Regions from separate parts of the Homo sapiens genome. Here regions 2 and 3 are each linked to region 1. A link is a loop called in an ENCODE intact Hi-C map of the cell type or tissue named here. Cell type or tissue: heart left ventricle. All regions are shown on one strand.

What was found. A loop is a pair of places that touch in the nucleus more often than their neighbours do. Peaks named below come from ENCODE experiments on the same cell type or tissue, not always from the same donor. Only the 100,000 strongest peaks of a DNase experiment are listed, where the experiment ranks them.
Region 2: it touches region 1 in a loop (3-fold over the local background); 2 of 110 quality-filtered maps call a loop at or near these places.
Region 3: a loop joins it to region 1, with 2.7 times the contacts of the local background. A loop is called at or near these places in 4 of 110 quality-filtered maps.

What each region holds. Positions count from the first base shown.
Region 1 is chr4:142,839,742-142,842,241 of GRCh38, reverse strand. All of the region lies in intron 1 of INPP4B (inositol polyphosphate-4-phosphatase type II B), which reads left to right. The region is part of intron 3 of USP38-DT (USP38 divergent transcript); the gene reads left to right. Among named protein-coding and RNA genes, the nearest start is that of INPP4B, 5.3 kb to the left of the region's middle. In heart left ventricle, a CTCF peak has its summit at 1,520 (motif pointing right); no DNase peak of the experiment used is centred here.
Region 2 is chr4:142,304,037-142,306,536 of GRCh38, reverse strand. INPP4B (inositol polyphosphate-4-phosphatase type II B) reads left to right here. Exons shown (of 26, transcript NM_001101669.3): 9 at 1,000-1,079. Among named protein-coding and RNA genes, the nearest start is that of INPP4B, 540 kb to the left of the region's middle. In heart left ventricle, no CTCF peak of the experiment used is centred here; no DNase peak of the experiment used is centred here; H3K4me3 peaks cover 2,146 bases; H3K27ac peaks cover 2,500 bases.
Region 3 is chr4:142,263,556-142,266,055 of GRCh38, reverse strand. The region is part of intron 10 of INPP4B (inositol polyphosphate-4-phosphatase type II B); the gene reads left to right. Among named protein-coding and RNA genes, the nearest start is that of INPP4B, 580 kb to the left of the region's middle. In heart left ventricle, no CTCF peak of the experiment used is centred here; no DNase peak of the experiment used is centred here; H3K27ac peaks cover 2,288 bases.

The DNA.
Region 1 (2,500 bases):
TCTTCTGTATTAGGCAGCCATGCCAACTTGGTGTCCTGATTTTAAATAGCCCTATGAAGAACTAAGTGAAATAGAATTGGCAGTAATTTGTTTAAACTGATTAAAGGAAATTTTGAGAAGTTTTTCAAATCATGTGGTTTTGGTTATACATTTCTTTGGGAATTATCTAAATCAATAATATTCAAGGGAATGAAGGCAACATCTCCTCCCTTAAAAGGAGAGCCTGTATCTATCTATCTGTCTATCGATCTATCTATCAATCTATCTATCTGTGTCTATCTATCTATCTTTACATACTCTTCTGGTTATGAAAATAAAGCAATACAAAAAACAATGGTGAAATTACTCAATTGTTTTTCTTTGTTGTTTTACAAGGATAGAAAAGTTTGCGAGATACACAGACAACTTTAATTGTCATGCTGACTTCTAATGATTGGAGTAACAGCATCAATGTAAAGCATCTTCCAAGATCAAAAGAAAAATATGATTTTTAAAAATTTTCATTTACTAGTTGTTTATAATAGATCATTTATTTATATATTTTAAATAGCTTTGAAGGAGAACTTCGAGATTTTTATGTTTCTCAAAAGAGAGTGTGAGTTTTTAAATGTTAAGCAACAATGATTTACAAGGAATCCTCTTAATATTTTTTACTATGAAAAATTTGACAGAAATATGAGCCTTTCACCTTTCACCTTAGTTCTTAGAATAGATAGTTGTAGTGCATTAAGTAGATCAGACTTGGGGACTACCATTTTAGAATACAATGAATTAAATAGAATATACTCCCTGACCATCAATAGCAATCTTTCCTTTAGTTCTTTCAAAATGGTTCTCATTCATTTTCATGGGGCTTTGCTTTCTTAGCCAAAAGATCAGAGATGAGCTCTTGCCATTAGAACAACCAAAACACAAAAACTATTCAATGCTGGGAAAATAAAAAATAAAGTAGGACTAAAACCAGTGGGATCTTTAATTGAAGTTAGAACCTATAGGTGCATGGAGATTATGGTTATCTCCAAGGAAGCTTTAAAGTACTGTTAGTGATCAGTTAACACTCTATGATGTCTTTTTCAACATCTTCTTATGCGAAACTTGCTAGATAACCACATATTCCACTTAGAGATTAGCATACATCACATTCATAAGAGAATAGCTGCATAATTGATGCGCAGTAGTTAAAAATCACTTTTTTTTAAAAAAGTAAAAATTTCTTGTCTTCCTTAACAAAACCTGTAAATCACTTTGTTTTTAAAAAGAGGATGTCTTTATTAACAAGACTTGCAATTTTTTATATTAACTAATCCATTCAGATCTTTTAAATTTTAATTTGAGATGGGTGTGATTTTATGGTATATGTCATTGCATTTATCTCCAATAGCATTCTTATTTTGAAGGAATTATGAATAAAGTATTTTAGACCTGTTGTTCTGAATAAATTTTGTTTAAAATATAGCATTTCCACTTTGTGGAAGACATCCATTGTGCATTTGGTGTTAAAGAGACATTTAGCACTAGGTGGCAGTGTGCAATGCTTAGAAACCTTGAGTCATTTTAAGTGCAATATATTCATTTTTTAAAACTTTTCTTTTAAACATAATTTATTTACATCATAGTGAGTTAATAAAGTTAAAGTCAACAGGCACCTAAATTCTTAGTAGTATATTCAGAAGATCTATTATGAGTAATACTTTAAAGATTTGATTGTAATATTTAACACACTCTGCTTTTATGTGAGATCTGCTTATGTGAGGAACTGTTAGGAATTAAATTAAATATGCTAAAATTCTGTTTGTGTCTGGGTAAGAGAAAGGAAAAAAAATTAAATGAACATGATAGAAAAAAACTTATGATTATTCTAAAATAGATATTGTATTAACCATTTGCATTTTTAATCCTAATCCCCTCACAGCATCTGCTGAGCAAATTCTTTTTTTCTAGGAGTCAAAGACTATAACTATTATTTTTTTTCTGTTGCATTGCCCTTGGAAGAATGCAAAAAAAGTGCAAATTACCTCAATGACACTTCAGCAGATCCCCTAATGTCCTCTGTTATAGTGATGACCCGGTCACCAGTGACCAAATTGAATCAGCCATATAGTACTATAATTTATTGGTTACAATGACAGCTGAAACTTGTTTTACAATTTCTTCTTGGTTAAGCTGGATATATACACCCTTGCCTTTGACTGAATAATTAAATTATGGGACATAGCTGAGTCAATTAATTTATTCTGTCATCTGTGCATCAGAATGCGATCTCTGTATTGTTTAAGTGTCTGGTTGGAATGTCCTCAAGATCAATGTGGTGGACATTTCAGCCATGTTCACTGGATGTGGCTATTGTAAGAATGGAGAACAAAGAAATTAAGTTAATGAACCCAAATTGGCATAATTAAGAAATGCATTTCCTTTTTTAAAAGGTTTTTATTATGTAACATTTCAAAGGTAGAAAATAAGAGTAGTACAATGCATTCCCACATACCCATCAGCCAGTTTC
Region 2 (2,500 bases), 540 kb after region 1:
CCCTCAAATTCTTTGTCCAGCCTCTCATTCTAGTGTAGCTCAGCAGCAGACCTATGATGAGAGACTGTTCTGGAAGAAGTAGCATTGACTTATTGTGGAGTATTTACATTTTGTTAGGCTGCAGTGGCATAAGAAATAACATGGGTTTGATATTTTCATATTTACTCCTTGACCTTAAGGGAAGAATGAGAGCTCTTTTTCATGTTATTTATCCCATAATATTGTGACTTTTAAGTCAGAAGTAGCCAGGGATATTAGAAAGAGATGATAGGTTTTTTATCCTGGGAAAGAAAAAAAAAAAAAAAAACAATTTGGAGTTTTATTCTTTACATTGAGTCAAAAAGAGTAGAAAGCAGATATTCATAGGTCATCAACACCTAATATAATAGACTAAAAAAGCAATTTAAAAAAATGTAACTTAATAAGTGCCATTTTCTTTCGTGTATTAGAATGAAATTGTCCCATGCTAGTAAAGAAATAACAAAGGAAAAATGCTTTTAAACATTGCTGTGATGGGGGAAAAATATAACATTTCTATTTATAACTTGTACAAAGTCCCACATAAAAATAGCTCCAACTAACAGATTTGCTCATATCTGGAATACAAAGTTGTTGCTGCCAGTGATTTGAGGAATTCTAATAAGAGGAACAACAGCATTGGTAAATATGGAAAATATATCATCTTTTATTTTCCTTCAGTTTTCATATGCAGAGAAAATTATAGTTAGTGAAACAACTCTGGGTGCTGTATTTTACCTCTTGTTATTTTCTAGCCTGTTGGTCTCTTTTCTTTTAGGGAAAATGATACATTTTCACCCTTTAATCCTACCCCATGAGGTAGATATATTATTGATAATTTTATCTCTGTTACTGAAATATTTGTCAGGCTAATAGATTTAATATTTCATTCTTCTAAAGACTCATTTTGTTTGATTGATGTGACAGCAAAAATATTAAAGAACCTCAAGTTAATGAAACCATTCTTTCTGTTATTTTCAGCGAAGTTTCTTGGGCTATGCCAGTTTTAAAGTGGGAGAGCTGCTGAAGTCAAAGGAGCAATTGCTGGTCCTGAGCCTGAGGTGGGTCTCTTTGTTTGTAGAAATACTGTTAAAGTTAATAACAAGTGATATTTATTGATGGCCAGTGTGTTTGAAAGTCACAATTCTTGCAGATGTTAGATGTCAGTTCTCAAATAGCTAATGTTCTCCACTGCAGCAAGTTATAGTGAAACAGCAATTATTCAAAATTGCATTGAAGTTCATGTTTCAGGTTGTGAAATGTTATTAGCCCTTATAAGAAAAAAACAATATTACATTATCATTAAAGTGATGAAATTCTTTGAAAGTAAGAAAGTAAATATAAATTATGATCATGTTATTAAATATTTTTTCTCTTACTTATCAAAATGTTACTTTTTAATCAAATAACTTTCCAGATTTGAAATATGTTAGAGGCAATATTGTAGTTTTATGATAATAGAGAGTAAGCTGATTATTCTTTTTTCAGCCTATTTTGGTGCTATACTATTAAACATAAAACACTTATCAGTTAAAACACATTCTTTCTTGACACAGACAATAGATCGTAGCTAATTCTGAGTACAGTTTGCTTTAAAATAGAAGATGAGACAACAGTCTTTAGGAAGTCACACTATTTTAATTACTAAGAGCGTTAAATAAAATAAATTTTTCTTTTTAAATTCAAAGTAAATTTGAAAACATAAATTTTGAAACAATAGTTTTCTAATCATATAGTAACTTTCATAATTATGCATACATTGGGGATACTGCCTTGCACTATTTTTATGGTATAAATGAATACAAAAATTGCATAGAATACCATTTGTAAATCTTAAGACTCTCTTATTTTGATGAAACATGGAGACCACTTTCAAGGAATTGGACAATGTCTTAAGTTTGTTTGTCCCCTTCCGCCAAGGACCCACTTATAACCAACAATTTATTTCAGTAAAGATATGATGGCTTATGCTAGCATCTCTATGCCAGGATTTGTCTTTTTCTGATTTTTTCTAATCCTTACAGCTCCTCATTTTGTTTTGATAAGATAATTTAAACTATGTAATACTTCAAGCAGAGAAATAAGTTGTGGATTCTAATGAGGCTGCCATCCGCTCTAGCTTCCTTTAGGTTATGTCTCCTAAACATATGGTGTCGGTGTTGGTGTTATATTTTGTATGGGAAAACATATAAAAATCTTTATAGTTTTATGATATTATTACAATACAGTTTTGCTGCTGTTACTGTTTTCAGTTTGAGGTGTAAACGGTCAGCTAAAAAGAATGGCTATCAATGTCACAGATAACCTAGAAAATATCATCATTCTAGCCTGACTATTGAATGTGACCCATATGCCCCTGGATTCATAACATGAGATGTCAAACATTGAGTTGCCTTAGGACTACTAGCAGTCCACATGTTTTCTAGATCAGATGCATAGCATGTTCTTCTTCATCTTACTGACTCACAAGCCCCAGTATTCA
Region 3 (2,500 bases), 580 kb after region 1:
CCAGTAGCAGAAACACTTCCCATTTCAAAGTAGAGCTCCTTTCTCTGATTCTAAATATATTACCAGCCACTTTTCCACTTTCCTCAAAACTAGCCCACCTTTTGACTCCAGACTATGTCACTATAGTATAAGGTAGTGGAAATTAAATTATACTCTTTTCATAAATGGAGAACTTGATACCTAGAGATATGCCCCCACCCAAATCCTACATAGTGTTTCTGGCTTAGGAACATGAACTTTAAAAAGACTTAACTGAGCTGTTCCAGAAATAGGAGGTGGCAGTGGCAATACACACCGTGTGTGAGTCATAAGCTGACTAAAATGGTAAACACATCAAACATTTTGGCATCAGCTCTGCCCTGTCTGGATTATTTGTAAACCTTGACCTTTTTTGCAAATTTTTGATAAAGTAACTGTAAACTCTCTTAGCAATCTTTAAGAATATCGATGTTTGAGATATATAGTAAGGCCCAACATGCATGATATTTATTGTGTAAATAACTTTATCTCAGCGTTTTTCAAAGTGTGGTTAGAATCACCTAGAGTGCTTTTTAGAACTGCAAATGCATGGACCCTTGTACATCTGCTAAATAAAAATCCATAGAAAATCAATTAATATTATCTGTTACTAACGGTGATTTAAGACATGAATGACTATCATTATGGAAAGAGAAAGTAACTGAAATAGAAGTTATTCCTAAAATAACATTGCTTTCACTGGTTTGCATGAGCTAGGGACAAAGGAATGAAACTTCTATTAGCACCATAGTCATGTGCCATGAAAGTGACACATGTTATCTAATGTAGACGTAAATAAGAGAGTGATACTGATATTGCTCAGCTTGGGCTGTCATGACAAAATACCATAAACTGTATGGCTTAAACAACAGGAATTTATTTTCTCACGGTTCTGGAAGCTAGGAAGTCCCAGATCAAGGTGCCAGCCTGTTCAGTTCCTGGTGAGGGCTTTTTACTTGGCTTGCAGATGGCTGCCTTCTTGCTACCTTCTCAGATGGTCTATCTTCTGTGTATAAGCAGGAAGGGGAAGTGGGGGAGGGAGAGAGAGGGAGAGAGAGGGAGAGAGAGAGAGAGAAAGAGAGAGGAAAGGAGAAAGGAAGGGAGAGAGGGAGTGTTTTGGTATCTTCTCCTTTTCTCGTAAGAATACCAGCCCTGTAGTATTAAGACCCCATCTTTATGACCTCTTTTAATCTTAGTTACCTCCATAATATAGGCCCTTATCTCCAAATATGGTCATATTGGAGGCTGGGGCCTCAACATATGAACTTTGGAAGACACAGTTCAGTCCATAACAGTACCTTTATATAAAATACTACATTTTAATCTTGAGTCTTAAATTCCAGAGCATGGAATAAAATATAAGTGAAAATCCAAACTCTTTCTTCTCACATACGTTTGCTTTCTTTTTCTTGTTTCCATAAATCATATTATGAACACATATTTATTATCAAGGGAAGATTGCTCAGAGGTCATTTACCATATTAGATTGTTTCAAACTTCAATATATACACACATAGAAATAGAAGATAAAGCATTAAAACCACATAGTAGTAGAAAGAAAAAATTACAAGAGAAATACTAAAATTGTCTTTTTTCGAAACTAGCATAGTAGATGAATGTTGCATTATGTATCCAAAACATTTTTTCTTTTATTGGAGTCACCTTTGACTCCTTTCTGCCTCTCATAAACTCACAGTTAGTATGTCAGCAAATCCTGTTGACTGCACCTTTTAATTGAAACCAGAATTTAACAACTTTTGGCCCTTTCACTGCTACCAATGTTGTCTATCACCTGGATGTTTACAGTAATGACTTAAAAGTCTCCCTGATTTTTTCCTTTTCTCTCCCTGATCTGCCACCACATGTCACTATATCAGTCTATTTTCAACAGAGCAACAAAGCGACCCTATTTAAATGAAACTTAGGACATGTCTTTCCTCTCACAGCTTCTCAACTCTCTGAAAGTATAAACTCAAAGCCCTTCAGTGACCAAACACAGTCTTACAGGAGTCTCCCCGTCCCAACCCTGGGAACTTCATTACTTCTTTGACCTCCTCCCCAGCTCCTATTTTTTGCTCACTACAGTCCAGTCACATTGTCTTCCTTGTTGTTCCTGAACATTTCAGGTACGTTGCCAACTCAAGGCCCCTGCACTTAGTTTTCCCACCTACCTTTGAAGTGTTTTCCCTAGGTAATTTTGTGGTTCACTTATTTCCTTCTGGTCTTTATGCAGAAATGTCACCTCCTCACTGAAGCCTTTCCTGCAACCCTATCTAAGATTGCAGTGTCTACCTCAGAGCTTTCTATCGCCTTTCTCTGCATTATTTTTGTGATTAGTACTTGTCATTGTTCAATGTTATATATATATATATATATATATATATATATATATATATATTTTACGAATTTATCTCATTTGTGGTCTATTTTCCTCACTAATATTAAACTTCATGAGACAAAACTATTTGTCTATTTTCGTTCC